2 separate regions of the Mus musculus genome follow, and region 1 is linked to region 2. A link is a loop called in an ENCODE intact Hi-C map of the cell type or tissue named here. Cell type or tissue: left cerebral cortex. All regions are shown on one strand.

Region 1 (8,000 bases), 120 kb before region 2:
AGGCAAGTCTCTCCTGAGAGCTTAAACCAGTTACCTAAGTAATCACAACAATAAACTTGAAAGATTTCAAACAGCTAGAAGGATAAGAAGTAGGGAAGCATGAAGACAGAGGAGGTGACACTTAGGTCTATAACCTCAAGACTCTGAACCATATCTGGGAGGAGGGAATAGAATCACCAGCCCTCTGTGGTCTAAACTGGAAGCTCACAGTTCTTCCCTTTTTGTAATATTTTCATGAACCTTTAGAGAATTGTATATAGTTTATTTTGACCATATTGATTACTACCAGTAATGGGATCTACCAGTCCCACACCATGTCCTCTCTTTTGAAAAAACTGTCTCTCAGCAGCTAGCTGTCTTGATCCTCCAGCCCTGACAGTCTTTCCGCCCCTTTTCAGAGATGTTTTCTAAGCCTCACATGTTGGACTGTAGATGTATTAATTGGGGGTGAGCACCTAAAATACAGTTGATTTCTGTATCTCAACCAGTTGTGGTTTTCAGGAATGTTCTTGATTTCTATTACAGGTAGAACAAGAAGCACCAAGTCCTTATCCGAACCTCTGAGTACGTTTCCCCAAACTCTAACTCTATTCCTGGGTCTGCTATGCAATGCCTGCTCTGGGGGGGGCTTATGAAGGGCGGTAAGGAGACACACTCAGACAGAGGAAGCTGTTTGACTCTTCCTGTCCCTCCCAGTGTGGAAATTGCCCTCCTTTCAAGTTCCTTTAAGTAACAGTTCCACCGCTTTATGCAACCCAGTGAAGAGTCTGCTAACAAAAACCCAAGTTCACTCAGTTAAAAGCATGAGGACAATCCTGGGGCCAGGTGAAGCACTTACAAAACAGTCTAGGTTAATAACCTTAGAGGGTGGCCTCAGTCTCTTAAACAACCAGAGGAAATGCACTGACTTCCCAGAATCCTCCCACATGGAGGACTCCGTGAATGCTTGGCCTGAATCCCTCCCCACCCACCCTCCCCACAAAAAAAAAAAAAAAAAAACAAATGCCCTGAGTCATGCTCCTTCGAAACTTAAGGTTTTGTGTTTCTGTTTTAGCCGGCAACGCTGGAGACATCTGTAAGTTCCTCTCTGCATTTGATCCTCAGCAGCTTTGCCTCACTACACAGAACAGCTTTGACATTTACTGCCCTGGCACCTCTATTTCCTCCTGTGACCACTGCCCACTCTTCCCCTTCCTTCCCTGCTCTTGACATACTGGGCGCCCCTGTGAGATAGAACCCCTCCCAAACCTGCAGTACCAGCTGCAAAGGGAGACTTGTCAGGGACAGACAGACTAGCAAAACGTAGAACTGTCTCTCTTCTTAAAGCTCCAGTGACACTCGAGGGAAAAGACTAACACGGTGTCCTCCTCAGCAATGGAGAGAGGGCTCCATGGCATTCAGAGAGCACCAGCCTATAGATGGAGGGTCCCCACACCATCAGTGATGGTTTGTGGGAGGAGTGAAGAGTGTGGTGTGGTGTGGTGTGTGTGTGGTGTGGTGTGGTGTGGTGTGCTGTGGTGTGCTGTGGTGTGCTGTGGTGTGCTGTGGTGTGTGCTGTGGTGTGTGCATGTGAGCACAAGTCTAGAAGAAGGGCCTGGAGACTATTGCAGGTGGCATTGTAACAATCATCTGTCAGGAGCTATGTGATGCAGAGCAGGAGACATGAGGACAGCTGATAGGACATTTGATCAGTCCCCTGCAGCCCCAGGGGGGAATCACCTTAGATTCTGATGGAGATACCGAACCTCAGCCTGGTGTCCACCCCTGGCCTACTAATCAGACCCTGTGTTTGTCAAGGTCACTGGTTTGTCAAGGTCACTGGGTGATTTACACATACATTAAAATTTGAGTTTCATCATGCTATAGGATCTGAATCTTCTGCACTTAGAAAGGAAATAAAAGCAGAGCACGGTTGACCCCAACTGAGTCAGCTTCTCCATCCCTGTGGAGTCTCCACACAACAGCATGTGACTAACAAGAAAAGTGAACCTCCTTGGGGCTTAGTGGATTTGTTAAAGTGTCTGCTCAGATTTCTGAGGCTGTTCATACCTAGAATAGGTTAATCCTGAAAGCAAGAGGAAAAAGAATGTCAGAGTCAGGGCTCATGAGTCACACCCTGCACAAGGAGAATGCTATTTTGCTGAGCACGGGAGTCTAGGCTCTGGATTCCTTCACCCACAATCCCTGCCTAGAATAGCTTCAGTCTGTCTCATACCACCATGGCAAGCCAGGTTACTCTGGTGAACAAGGATCTAACTCATCACAAAGATAGGAATTCCAATGTCTCCTTCAGAAGATGAGGCCATAGACTCTAGCTAAACAGTTGGAGATGGCCAGCTAACAGGAAAGCGATAGGTATGTTGACATCGCACTTACTCTCCCCGGGAGGGGGCTGACCCCAGCTCGTGCTGCCCATCGGAGTGAAAACGGCACTGTTGGCTTTGGTTTTGGAATTTCCCAAAAAGAATTTTGATGCAAACTGTTTACCTCTGCTAGAGAACTAACTGATTTTGGTTTATTTTTCCAATATTTTAGCTGGAACCATTGGACCTATAAGTGAGTTCTTTTTTTAACCTCTTTGTCCTTCTATGAGATCTGGGATCCTACCCTCTTTGTACCCCACCTGCCCCAACTCTTGTCTGGAAGGATTTTCCATGCATGTTTCCTGATCACATTAAAAGTTTAGAGCACTTCCTGATATCCAAGACCTAAGACAAGGTGTCATGAAATATCACTGAGTTTAAGAAAAGGGAACGTCTGGCTGGAGAGATGGCTCAGCAGTTAAGAGCTCTTCCAGAGGTCCTAAATTCAATTCCCAGCAACCACATGGTGGCTCACAACCATCTATAATGGGATCTGATGTGTGTCTGAAGACAGTGACAGTATACTCATGCATAAAACAAATAACTTTAAAAAGAAGAAAAGACAAGGGAACGTCAAGTAGTTCTTACATCTTTATTTTATTGTCATTTTATATTTTTATTAAATATTTATTTGTTAAGATGGGTGGGTCCTCGATAACTTGCTCTGATGGAAAGTCTCTGCTCTCTCTGAGATAGCTGCCATCTTTGTATTAGCGCTACCCCACCCTCACCCCCATTGAGTTGCTTTGTGATTTCTTTGGTGAATATTGGTGGCATGCAGATTCTGCAACTGTCAACCACATTGATACACTCTTGTTCCCATTACAGTGCAGTTCTCGGCACCTATTCGTGAGTATTTGTCCTCCACTCTAGCCCTGTGCATAGCAAACCTGCAGAGGTGTGAGTGGACATACCTCCTTACAGTTTGCAAAGAGGCCATGCATGCCATGCAGTGACCTATCCCACAAGCTGACTTAATAAAAGAACACTAGGGGGCAGTATAGTCACCCCTCAGAAAAGGAAATTATATTTCTCAAACCATAAGTCTCTAAGGAAACACAAGAAGAGAAATATATGCATTACAAACCCCACATCGTCTTTCTTGATTGTCTAAGGCAATTCATCACAGAATGAAAAGAAGCCTCCAGTCTTACATGTTCCCAGTGTTGTGCAATTGGAGGGCTGCCTATGACTAGCAATACAAGCCACCCTGGGTTTTCCTAGCATTTCCATGCACAATGTTGAAAGATGGGTATTCAGTTATTAGGTATTACCTTCACATCAATTAAGCATAATGATCTCTCTCCCCATCTCTCTAGCCGGAGCTACAGGACCTATCAGTAAGTTTATTGTCCCTTCTAAACTGTAGAGCTCATGCTTTTTCTGTGACAACTAACAGGTATTCTCCTGCTCTTCATGGTGGAGTCTCAAAGGTCTCATTGTGTCATTTTCTTCGCCTTTTTGTTTCTCCTCCCCCTGGCATGTCAGTGGGTCACCTCTGGGTTGTGAATACTGACAAAGCAGAGACAGAACCCCCATAGAACCAACAAGGGGCTCACCAACATCATGCCACACAAGAGTGTGAGGGAGGACAGTGGGAGGGGAAAAGAGTTCCAGCAGGGAGGGTTTGTCTAGTCCTTTGCAAGGGTTTAAGTTAAACCTTGGGCACCCACATCCCAGGGGGACTGTTGGGCAAAGGTCTTTTCCCTGCCTGAGCTTGTTCGAGCACTCATAGCAAGGGAACGAGCTTGCTATAGCCTCCATTAGGCTCGAAGTTCAGACCCCAGCTGAGGAGGCACATAGATGAGGGCAGTCAGAGCTCAGGACACCTGCTAACTTCTGTTCTGTTTCTTTCCAGAACTGACTCAAAAAACCTTCCGTAAGTCACCTGCGTCTCCGTTGCACCTCTTGACCCTCAAGAGACTTAGGGTAGCTGTTCGTTTTCATGCCAATCATCTGTACCCATAGACCCAAAGACAGAGCACTCCCACTGCTTGATCATCGTTTTCCAGAGCTCCCCAGGGTAGCAGTAAACCAGGCTCCACAGTAAAAGGATATTAACTATGGCAGTGGAACCCAAAGTGAAAAAAATCAGCCTATGGGCTGCCTCTTCCTGACCCACTAGTCCTTATCCAGCCCTACGGAGCCAGCACACAACAAAGACTTTCAATAGAGCCCCGAAACCCTCATGGCTTCCACGAATTTTGTTCATCCTGTAAGTGATGGAAACATCAAACTTCTTTTGACTTCCAAGTTCTCAGATGACTTTTCTCCAGGACAGTCAGCTTCTATTGTCGCCAACTTCCATGGCAACTGTGACTTCCCTGATTTACATTTTTCCACAGAAACACTATAAGGAGTGTCTGGGTGCCAAGAAAAAGTTGCTCATCTTATAGCTTTATGAATTGAGTCCTAGACACACATAAACTTTTTTTTTTTGCTCACCATTTTATAGTCTTACGAACAAAAATTAAGCTTTGTTTTGAATTTCACGACCACGCCATGGATGGCTAACTCTGTAACATCTCTTTGCCGTTTACATTATTTCCCTGGACCTCAAAATGCTGACTGTGGTGAAGATAACATAGGTAGGCCTCACAGCTGACCTTAATAAAGAAGACTCTTAGTCCTTCTGCTACCGTTGCTGGGCGTCACAAGCAGGTTACAGAACATGCTGAACTGGAGAAAGAACAGGCCTAACAGAAGAGAAAGCTTAAAAGCAACCACAAAGTAAAAGAGAAGGAAGATGGCAGCTAAAGAGAGAAAGAAAAGCAAAGCTGGACAAACAGAAGAGAAATGGGAAGAAGAGTGAGGGAGACAGCAGGTGGGAGATCAGACACGGCTGAGAACAGGAAGAATAGAACAGGCACACACGGCGGTACAAAGATGGAGACGAAGGAAAATGGAGGAAACAGAGTATCTTGTACCCATGTGAAGGTCATGTGGCTGGCTGGCATTAACTTAGCAGATATTCTAAAGCTCTACCACAAGAACAAGGGCATACACTCACATGTGCTTGTGTGTGCGTGTGTGTGTGTGTGTGTGTGCGCGCGCACGCACAACATACACATACACACACACACACACACACACACACACACTTGCTATAGCAGTTTGAATATGCATGGCCCAGGGAGTGGCACTGTTAGGAGGCGTGTGGCCTTGCTGGAGGAAGTGTGTCACTGTGGAGATGGACTTTGAGACCCTCCTCCCAGCTGCCTGGAAGACAGTCTTCTGTTGTTTGTCTTTGGAACAAGAAGTAGAACTCCCAGCTCCTCCAGAGCCATGCTTGCCTTGATGATGCCAAGCTTCTCACCATGATGACCGTGAACTGAAACTCTGAACCTGTAAGCCACACATACATGCACACATACATGCACACATACATACACACACAGAACTGCTAAATTATGTTGCAAAATACTCCAAATTCTAGCTTGTCTAACTGCTCAGAGCCCAGGGGATCTGGAAAGCCATGTTCAGATGGGTCAGTCACAGACATTTTCCATCATAAGCACCATGGCTTGAGACAGTGGGAAAAGTGGGGGGGTCTTGACCTGACTCTGAATTCACAGGATTATGGTAGCCGTCTGATACAGCCTACTCAGTGTGTCCTCAGCAGGAGAAAGCTGCCAGCCAGCAGGACAGCAGCAGCCAAACCCCTTCCTGAGAGTTGTCCTCACTGTGGACTCTGCAAAGCTCAAAAGCCACCTCAGAATATTCCCTTCCATGGTCCAACCAACAAAACAGAAGCTTCGCTGTCCTGGAAAATTCCCCCCACAGATCCTCGAGGCCCTGAGTACACAAATCTACAGAAATCCCACAAGAGGCATGGCCACAGCTTCTGAGCAGGTGTCTGTAGTTATCCATTCTGGATATATGCTACCCACCAAGGCTCCTTCCTACATAAGCAACACTGAGAACGAGGTGATGGGTTTCCAGTCTTCAGATTGCCGAAGCAGCATCAACTGAAAGCCAACTCTTCATTAAAAGCAGAAGGCTCCGCTCACTCACTGTTCAGACTCTGAAGCTAATCAAACTCAGACAGCAGACCCAACCATTAGCCTCCAAATAGCTAGAAGCTGGGAGAGGGATGAACAGGGCCCTCACCTACTACACCTTTATGCCCCTGGGACATAGTAGGCAGTGACTCAAAAAAAAATCTGACTCAATGCCAGTTCCTCATATAAGCTGGCAGAGGGGGAAGCACGGTTCTGTCTTTCTCTACTGTTCCCTATGCCCACAGCAGCCCCACAGTGAGTGTTGCCTGTGCTTTTGTTCATAGTTTGCAGACTGACCTAGCTCTCCACAATCTCAACACTGTCCCTGCACCCATGCTCTGCACCGCCCCCCCAATAAAATGCACACACACACACAAAACTCTTCAGCAAAAACATTCAAACTAATGTCAATTCTAATTTCTTTTCAGTGCAAACTCCTGGACCTATTGGTGAGTGAAAATGCCCTGGTTCATTATTAGTGACTTTCTCTGACTAAGACTTTGGCTTCCAACTGTTCACAAATTCTGCTCGTTGGCCTGGCTTTTCCTTGTATCATTACCATCCTCCTTAAAGACTAGTCATATTTTAGAAAATGGGGATCCCACGGCCTTAAAATTAGCATTAAGCAGCATGCAATCATATACTTACGATTGTAAGGATATGTCAAACATTGGGAGAGTTTCCAAGGCAAACAAAATGGTGAAGCGGATGGGGGAAAGCTTAAAGGGTAGGCACAGATATAAAAGGGGGCTGGCGAAGAGATGCACATGTGCCTGATAGGATGGGGGTGGAAGAAGGCAAGGAAAGGCTACCCCTAAGGATCTCACCTGTAGTACCTACACAAAAAGCAAGAATGAGGAGGCAGCCCCTGCTTCTAGCTAAGTCTACAGAAAGGCTGGGTGTCATGGGGACGATTGATGCTTACTGTTGGAGTCAGTGCCGCCTAGAAAGGCTGCTATCTGCACACTCCTTTGGAAAACAGTTTGCCTTCTTTCTGTCTAATCACAATCATTTGTATCTATTTACAGTACAATGTATGGATTCCAGTGGTAAGTCCCTTATGGGTTGTTTTGTTGTTGTTATTGTTATTGTTGTTTGGGGTCTTGTTTTGTTTTGTTTTGTTTTGTTTTTCTCTCTGGTGTTCCTTGCCCTTGCATAATGTTCAGATGGCCTGGCCTGTTGCTCCTCTTGGTGGTTTTTGTTACCACAGTATGATGGTTTAAATGTGTTGCTGTGCTTCCCGCTTTGTGCTTGCTAAGAATTCTCTAGAGCTATACATTAAGAGAGGGGCTGCAAAGATGGCTCAGCAGTTAAGAGCAATTGCTGCTTTTGCAGAGGACCCAGGTTCTGTTCCCAGCACCCACATGGAGCTCACAACTGTAACTCCAGCCCCAGAGGATCCAGTACCACCTTCTGGTCTCTGCAGATGCCAGCTACACACATAGTAACCAGATATATTTACATGCAGATAAGATACTCATACACAAAAAATAACTAATGAAAGAAAAAGAGCAAGGAAATGTTCACTTAACATCGTGATATGCTCTGAAACATATTAACACATGATCAGCAGTAGTCAGAAAAATTTTCTCAAGCACCAGAGAAAGATTCAGACGTTCTAAGAGGGCTCAGGAGT
Region 2 (8,000 bases):
TTCTGAAGGTTTTCTTGTGGTGTCCTTGTCCCTTCTGGCTCCTACAATCCTTCTTCTCAATCATCTGCAGGATTCTCAAAGCTCAGCCTAATACTGAGCTGTGGGTCTCTGCATCTGTTTCCAGCACTTGCTGGGTGAAACCGCTCTGATGAAGGTTATGCTAGGCTCCTGTCCACAAGTATAGCAGAGTATCATTAATACTGCCATCAATAATAGAAGGGTGGGCTCCTCTAATGACTTGGATCGCAAGCTGTGCCAGTCGTTGGTTGGCTCATCTCTCCAATTCTGTTCCATCTTTACCCCTGCACATCTTGTTAGGCAGGACAAATTGTGGGTCTAAGGTTTTGTGGCTGGATTGGTGTCTTAATTCCTTCTTTTGCAAGTCTTACCTGGTTATAGGAGGTGGCTGTTTCAGGTTTGATAACCCCCATTGCTAGGAGTCTTGGCTATGTCACCATAAGAAATTCTTGGTAGTTTCCAGTGCCTCTGGTATCTAGCTTATCACAGAGATGTTGGTGTCCCCCAACTTCATTCCAGTTGTCTCTCTCAGTGCTGTCTTCCTCCAATCTCTCACAACCTGATCCTTTATATTCTCATTCCCACCCACCCCACCCCTATACAGTCCCCACGTCCCCATCCCACCCACACCCACCCACCTTGTATATTCTGTTTCCCCTTCTCAGTGAGATTCCTATGGCCCTCACTTGAGCCCTCCTTGTTACTTAGCCTCTCTGGATCTGTGGACTGTAGCATAGTCATCCTTTACTTACTGGCTAACGTGAGCGCATACCATGTTTGTCTTTCTGGGTCTGGGTTACCTCACTCAGAATGCTCCCTTTTAGTCCCATCCATATATCTGCAAATTCCATCATGGCATTGTTTTTGTTTGTTTCTTTGTTTTGTTTTGTTTTGTTTTGTTGGTTTTTCGAGACAAGGTTTCTCTGTATAGCCCTGGCTGTCCTGGAACTCACTCTGTAGACCAGGCTGGCCTCGAACTCAGAAATCCGCTTGCCTCTGCCTCCCAAGTGCTGAGATTAAGGGTGTGTGCCACCACTGCCCGGCAATGTCATTGTTTTTTATTATTATTATTATTAGATATTTTCTTCGCTTACATTTCAAATGCTATCCCCAAACTCCCCTATACCCTCCCCCCGCCCTGCCCTCCAGATGGCATTGTTTTTAATAGCTGAGTGATACTCCATTGTGGAAATGTACCACATTTTCCTCATCCATTCTTTGGTGAGATACATCTATTTCCAATTTTCAGAGAAACTGCCAAAGTTTCCAAAGTGACTGTACATGTTTGCACTCCCACCAGCAATGGATGCACTGGTTCTGCATCTGTGACAACATGAGCTGTCACTTGAGTTTTGAGGTAGGAAGACACATCTCTAATCCAGACAATTTCAGATGAAAAAAACCACTTCTAATCTGGTCCACACCTTCTGCTGGAAACCTACATAAAGACATGGAAGAAGGAAGCGTTGGTCTCTGCCTGCCTGCTCTCGCCTTTCTAGTAAGTCCACTGGCATCAGAGCCTACTTCTTTGGGATTCCAACATGGACTAAAGACCATCTGAGAAACATTCAGCCTTGTGGATTGAACAACTATGGGATTTGTGGGCTTTCGAGTCACAGGCAGCCATCGTTGGATTCGCTGGACCACAGCCTGGAAGTCATTCTAATAAATCCCCTTTGTCCTCTCTCTCTCTCTCTCTCTCTCTCTCTCTCTCTCTCTCTCTCTCTGTCTGTCTCTTCCTATAAATGCTGTTCCTTTAGAGAACCCTGGTGTCTACACACAGCCACCGCAGCAGGAGTAACAAGGGGACAACTAAGGAGCCCCAGAGAGGAGCCAAGGCAGAAACCACAGGGAGCACAGATGCTGAAGGAGAGGGACAGAAGGAGTGGACAGGAAGCCGGGGCTGAAGACAGACAGACTGCCTTGAAGATCCAACAATGACAAACTGCCCACTCCAGTTTGAGCTCTGAAAACCACCAAGCCTCAAGAGCCAAGGCTCCTGGGGCTGGAGAGACCGCTCAGAGGTAAGGAGGACCATTGCTCTTTCAGAGCACCTGAAGCCCTGGAGCCAATCATAAGTACAGCCGCAGGGCACTGATGCCCACTTAGCCCCCTATTAACCTACACTCACACTTGCAAAGATCCACACCTAGGCACAACCATATATACATAATTTGAAAATAAAATCAATCTTTCTTCAAGAGTCAAGGCTCCTGGCACTGCAGGCCCGAGGCGTGTGGCAGTGTGGTACTAACTGTGATTGGAGCTGAGGACACAAACACCCAGAGACCACCTTGGGGCGCGAACGCCACTGTGCTCCCTGGTGCTGCTGCCAATCTCTCCCACTGGAAGCTGGGTGTCTCACAGCTGTCAAGTGCTGGAATGGCTACTAGCTGAAGAACAGAGCAAACACCAGGTGTGGTATAGAGCTATCATCCCCAGGACTCAGGAGGTAGAGACAGGAGGATGAGGAGCTGGGTCCAGGTCATCCTCATTTACAATGAAGCCAAGGCCTTGTGCAGCCCAGGGAGGGAGATTCTAACAGTCCTGGCATGCTGGCCTTGACCTCTCCTACCACAGAGCCTCCGTGAAGGAATGGCCACAGGCAAATACCCAGGCACATGCTCACAGTCACTGTTCTGAAACCTTCTCTTTTGTTCCTGTGGGGGGCTTTGGTGTAAGATGGAGGCTTAGCAGTGTATATATCCAGGGCTACAGGATCACAGAGACAAGCTCTGACAGGAGTTAGGTCTTCCACCTACAGCCAGGTGAGCTCAACAGAGGACCGCCAGAGCGGGTCATCAATGTGGGAAGTGCTCCAAGGATCTGAGGGGAGGAGGGGACACTGGCTCAGATTTGAACTTTAACTCAAGAGCTTTCCTTTGATGTCATGTCTGCATTTGTTTTGTATAATCTCTGTATTGTGGTACATATTTTTGAACGTGAGTTTCAAACATCATATTCCTTTTTTAATATTTTTAATATTTATTTATTATATGTAAGTACTGTAGCTGTCTTCAGACACTCCAGAAGAGAGCATCAGATTTCGTTACAGATGGTTGTGAGCCACCATGTGGTTGCTGGGATTTGAACTCAGGACCTTTGGAAGAGCAGTTGGCAATCTTAACCGCTGAGCCATCTCACCAGTCCCAAACATCATAGTCTTAAGGAGTGTTTAAAAGGAGTTGGAAGAACAGCACATCTCAGAGGGGGACCAGAGCCTGGCAGGACCCAGCAAGAGGCTACCCCAAGGGTAGTGCTAGGTGCTAGGTGAGGTGCTGGAGAGATGGCTCAGCCATCAGGCACGCTCTTTCAGAGGATCCCAGCACCCTTGTCAGGTGCTTTCAACCACCTGTAACTCCAGCTTCAGTGCCTCCAACTCCCTCCGGGGCCTCGGCTGGAAACTGTACACATGTGACACACACTCATGAAGATGCACACACATACACATAGGTAAAATTAATACATATGGGTTCGTTTTTATTATGTATCATTATGCAATATATTTATACGTATGCCCTCAGAAGTCTTGACTGGGCTTCCTCGCCCTCTGCTGCCCCCTTGTGGCCAGAATGTGACAGTTCCCAGAGGTCATGAGCTCTCTGTGGAAAGAATGGCAATGTGACCAGGTCATGGGTCCAAGGAGAAGTCTATTTGTCTGTCCTAACTGTCCATCATGATTGTGGAAAGTTGAATGGCAGAACCCTGGTGATCAGAGATCCTTTATAGCAGACAGACTCTCTTACTGCACCAAGCTAGACTCTGAGGACTTAAGAGAGCAAGCTGACCCAAGGCCATGAGAGACCATGGAGACTCACCCACCTCACCATCACCACCATTGAGAAAGACCAGAGATTGATGTCAACCAAACATGCCAAAGAGAGCAAACTGTGAGGAGACAGGACAGCTCAGTCAGGTAGTCAGCTGCAAGACCTTGCTTCCTCCAGAGGCAGGGAGAGCACTCTGGTTCCACAGCCCCCTACACTCAGCAAGTGTTTGGGGAAAACTCAACAGAGTGGTCGAAAGCCAGACAAGCTGTGCAGATACGCAAGCCCTTTGGGTCCCTGGGATGGAACTTGAAGACATTTACTGAGGGCCAAATGGTTTTGAGGTCTGTTTTGTTTTGTTGCTTATTTTATTTCTTCCTGTCAGTCATGCTGAGGAAACTCATATATGCTTACGAACATTTAGACTTACGCATGTGTGATTTTCTTTTAATTCCTTCCTCATATTAGGTGCCAGTGAAATTACTTTCCATCCATAAAGAATAAAAAACTCATCTGCAGTATCTTCAACTTTTGCCTATTTACGTGATTGCTGCTAGATTTAAAACAGGGTTTCGCAAGCGGTCCATGACCTCGTCTGCCCAACAAAGACGGTTCAAGTCTATTCTTAGGGTGTGACAAATCTTCCTGAGAACGAGATAACCCCAAAAGCCTCCCAGCCATGGGTCTCCCAGGACATAACTGATACTCAAAGGACCCAGGGACCCTTAGGGACGAGCTCATTCATCTCTCCCAATCCTTCCTTCACCCAACACAGACTCCCTGACCCAGGCTGGCCCTGCCTCCTGTGCCGAAGCCAAAAGGCATGACATTCAAAGGTACTGGCTTAGCTCACTGACCAGGGCAGGGGCACCATCTGGTTGAGGGACACTCCATCCCACCTGGTTCTCAGCCCTAAGGAACAGGGCATTTCCCTGAACCACCCTTCTCCCTCCTAGGACAGACTTTCCGGAAGACATCTATACTATTGAAGATAAGCACCGTAGGAGTTTAGCTGATGTGATGGAAGTTGATTCTCTTCTGTACCTGCTGGCCATGCAATACAAGCAGAGCTTGGTTCCTTTGTATGCAGAGGAGAGGGAGCAAGCAGGGTACGATGACCAGTCTCCACTGACAACTAGACTGGATGGTGAGTCGCCCAGGAGACACACACCTCTGTGAGAGCCCGTTAGGGTGTTTCCGAGGATACGTAACTGAGTAGAGAAGAGCCACCCTGAAAGCAGTCACCCTGTCCCATGAGCCAGGGCAGCCAGCAGAAGAAATCAGGAGGAAGTGAGCTGAGCTTGAGCATCCATTTTGCTTCCTGCCTGTGAGCAGGATGTGACCAGCAATCACGTTCCTGATGTCTTCCTTCTCCGCTGGAACAGACTTTATCCCCTCAGACCTTGGGCTGAAATAAAGCTTTCCTTCCTTCCTCAGGTTGCTTTGCTGGGGTATTTGGTTAGAACAAGAAAGTCACCCAGCTTTCAGTGGCTCGGGAAAGCAGAGAGGGCTGGCCACTGTGGCAGTGCTAGCTGACCTTAGCATCCCGTCCCCCACAGAGACTGAGACACAGAGGCTTGCCTTCAGGATGACTGCATGTCAAAAGAACGGATCTTGGGCCTTCGAGGGGTGTTTCTGAGTTGACACATGTGCGGTTACAGGGACAGCCTGTTACAGGGACAGCCTGTCTTTGCAGGTCAGGACTGTTAGGTGCCGGTTGGGGCGAGCAGTAAATTATCCTGGCAGCTTTGAGCTTCCCAAGTCTGCACTTTAAAGGGATCTGGGTCATCGGAGGGACATGGCCTTCTGCTGCTGCGATCCATTGAGGCCGGGGTGGGAAGGCAGAGTTCTGCGGTTCTCACTGTCCTGAGGGACCAGCACCGTGAGGTCAGCCCCAGAACTCTCATCCCCTAGGGGCCATGTCTCAGCCTCCATGAGGCCAGAGCAGCAGGCACCTCACATGAGGTGTGGGTGATTCCCCTGTAAGGAATTGCGCTGAGACAGCTTAAAACCCTCTCTGAGTGGGGAAAAGGTCACCTAGGAACTTAGGTAGGGAATATGGCTCACTTCTGTTAATAAAAAGGGCCGATCCCAGTCATTACACAGACTGCGTTTCTCACTCCTGGCTTAGTAGAACAAGGTCCTGCATAACAGTCCCCCACCTCCGAGTTCCTTTGCACTAATACATCATTCCCCCAGAGATGAAGCCACCGGGCGTGGCTGAGGGAGGAACTCAGTGATGCCTACGCTTTTCCACTCACAGTCCATTTTACCCCCAAGACGTTTAGACTACTGAGATTGTAGAAGCATAGAAAATAGGTATATTTCACCCAAATCATTGTCTACAGATGTTATATTCTAACCACTGAGTCCCTCACCCCGTCACCCCTTAACTAGTCTCTTCTGATGCACAAGCCGGCAGCAGTCTAGAGAGAGGCATAACTTAGAATCCATGTGTACCAGGACAGGACACCGCAAGCCACATTTGTCCCAAGGAAAGAGATGGCATTCGACTGTTCCGTATAACAGCCACGAGCCAGCTGGTTCTGCTTAAATCCATTTAAATTGAAGAAAACTGAGGAGGAGGTGCAACTCAGTGGTAGAGCACTTCACTATGGGCAATGCCCTGAATTCTGTTCCCAGCACTGAAACAAAGGCTGAGGTAGACTGTGCCTCACAAGCGCATAGTCCTAGGTTCAAACCTTAGCACTGCATAAACCAGGAATGGTGTTACTAGGTGATAGCAGGACCAGGGATGCAGAAAAAAGGATCTGAAATACAGCATCATCCTAAGCTCCTCCATGAGTTCGAGGCCAGCCTGGGCTACATGAGCTCCTGTCTCAAAAATAAATCAAAGGGGCCTGGAGAGATGGCTCAGAGTGCTGGCTTCTCTTCCAGAGCATGTAGGTTCGATTCCCAACATGGCGATTCATAACCATCTATAGCTCCAATTTCAGGAGCTGTGACACCCTCTTCTGGCCTCGTCGGGTAGTAGTAGGTGCACAAACACCCAGGCAAACACCCAGACACATAAAATTAGATTTTAAAAAGGTAATGTTGAATTGAGTATATATAGGCTGGAAATGTGGCTCGGAAGGTTTGCCTTGGGCATAGAGTCTCGGGTTTGCTCCCCAGCTCCCCAGCACCTCACAGCCCAGGTTGTGTAACCCTGGAGTCCCAGTGACTGGGAGCCAGAGGCAGAAGGATTGGTGCGAGGTCATCCTCAGGTTAAGTGTGAGATGAGCTACAAGAGATCTTGCCTCAGATAAATTAAAATCCAAAACTCAGGGCCCTCAGTCTGCAGTCTCCGACAGAAAACATTTCCATTCCCTGGACAGAAAGATTCACTGGGCAGTGCGGGGAGACTGACCGGCTCCTGGGTCCTGCAGGAAAGGGTGCGGAAATGCCAGCTCCTGGGTCCTGCAGGAAAGGGTGCGGAAATGCCAGCTTTTGTCTGGCACCACTTCCTTTTCTGTTTACAATAAAATTGAATGGCCTTTTCTGAAGAGCCTCGATAATTTTTGATGCATTGAAAATACTTCTGTAGAATTCCTGGGACACAGGAGAAGCCATGGGAGTGGTCAGGGGACCTCGCCAAACTTGCTTTGCTGAGAAGTAAACCCCTTCTCAAGAAGGCCCGAAGTGGGAGGTGAGGCTTACAGTACCATGCTGGTGCTTGAGAGACAGAATGAGAGTCAGGGGGCCATGAGTTCAAGGTCAATGATCCACACTACACGGGGAATCTGAGGGCACCCTTGCCTCCAGGAGACTCTTTAGGGCTGGGGAGACGACTCTGGTTAAGAGAGCTTGATGCTCAATAATGAGGACTGGAGTTTGAATCCCAGCTGCCTGTGACTCCAACCCTAGGAGAGCCAACACCTTCTGAACCCCTCGGGTGCCCACACTCACTTGTGCACATACTTAGGTGCATATGCACACCCATAGACACTTACAAACAGGAAACAAGTCTTTAAAAAATGCAATGATCGAAATGTAAAACTCCATAGGTTGGCTTTAGAGCAGAATGGAAATTACAAAGGAAAAGGGACCATGAACCAAAAGGTAAGGCACAAATCAACTTGATTGGAAGAACAGAAAGAGAAACGGTCTGGAAATATGGGAGCCAACACAGCGTCATAAGGGAAGTAGAGAGCAAGGTGCTCCACACCTCACCGAGAGTGCAGCGGATACTGCCCTCCTGTGGGTATTTAATGG

What was found. Peaks named below come from ENCODE experiments on the same cell type or tissue, not always from the same donor. Only the 100,000 strongest peaks of a DNase experiment are listed, where the experiment ranks them.
Region 1: it touches region 2 in a loop (7-fold over the local background); 28 of 42 quality-filtered maps call a loop at or near these places.

What each region holds. Positions count from the first base shown.
Region 1 is chr17:34,436,646-34,444,645 of GRCm38, forward strand. It overlaps BC051142 (cDNA sequence BC051142), which reads left to right. Exons shown (of 20, transcript NM_001001177.2): 7 at 4,222-4,242; 8 at 6,793-6,813; 9 at 7,393-7,413. Among named protein-coding and RNA genes, the nearest start is that of Btnl4, 35 kb to the right of the region's middle. In left cerebral cortex, a CTCF peak has its summit at 3,354 (motif pointing right); DNase peaks (open chromatin) are centred at 714, 1,062, 1,608, 2,105 and 2 more places.
Region 2 is chr17:34,552,097-34,560,096 of GRCm38, forward strand. Gm31560 (a long non-coding RNA gene) reads left to right here. Exons shown (of 4, transcript XR_003952414.1): 3 at 1,779-2,042; 4 at 4,742-5,217. Among named protein-coding and RNA genes, the nearest start is that of Notch4, 8.2 kb to the right of the region's middle. In left cerebral cortex, CTCF peaks have their summits at 3,576 (motif pointing left) and 7,985 (motif pointing left); a DNase peak (open chromatin) is centred at 3,588.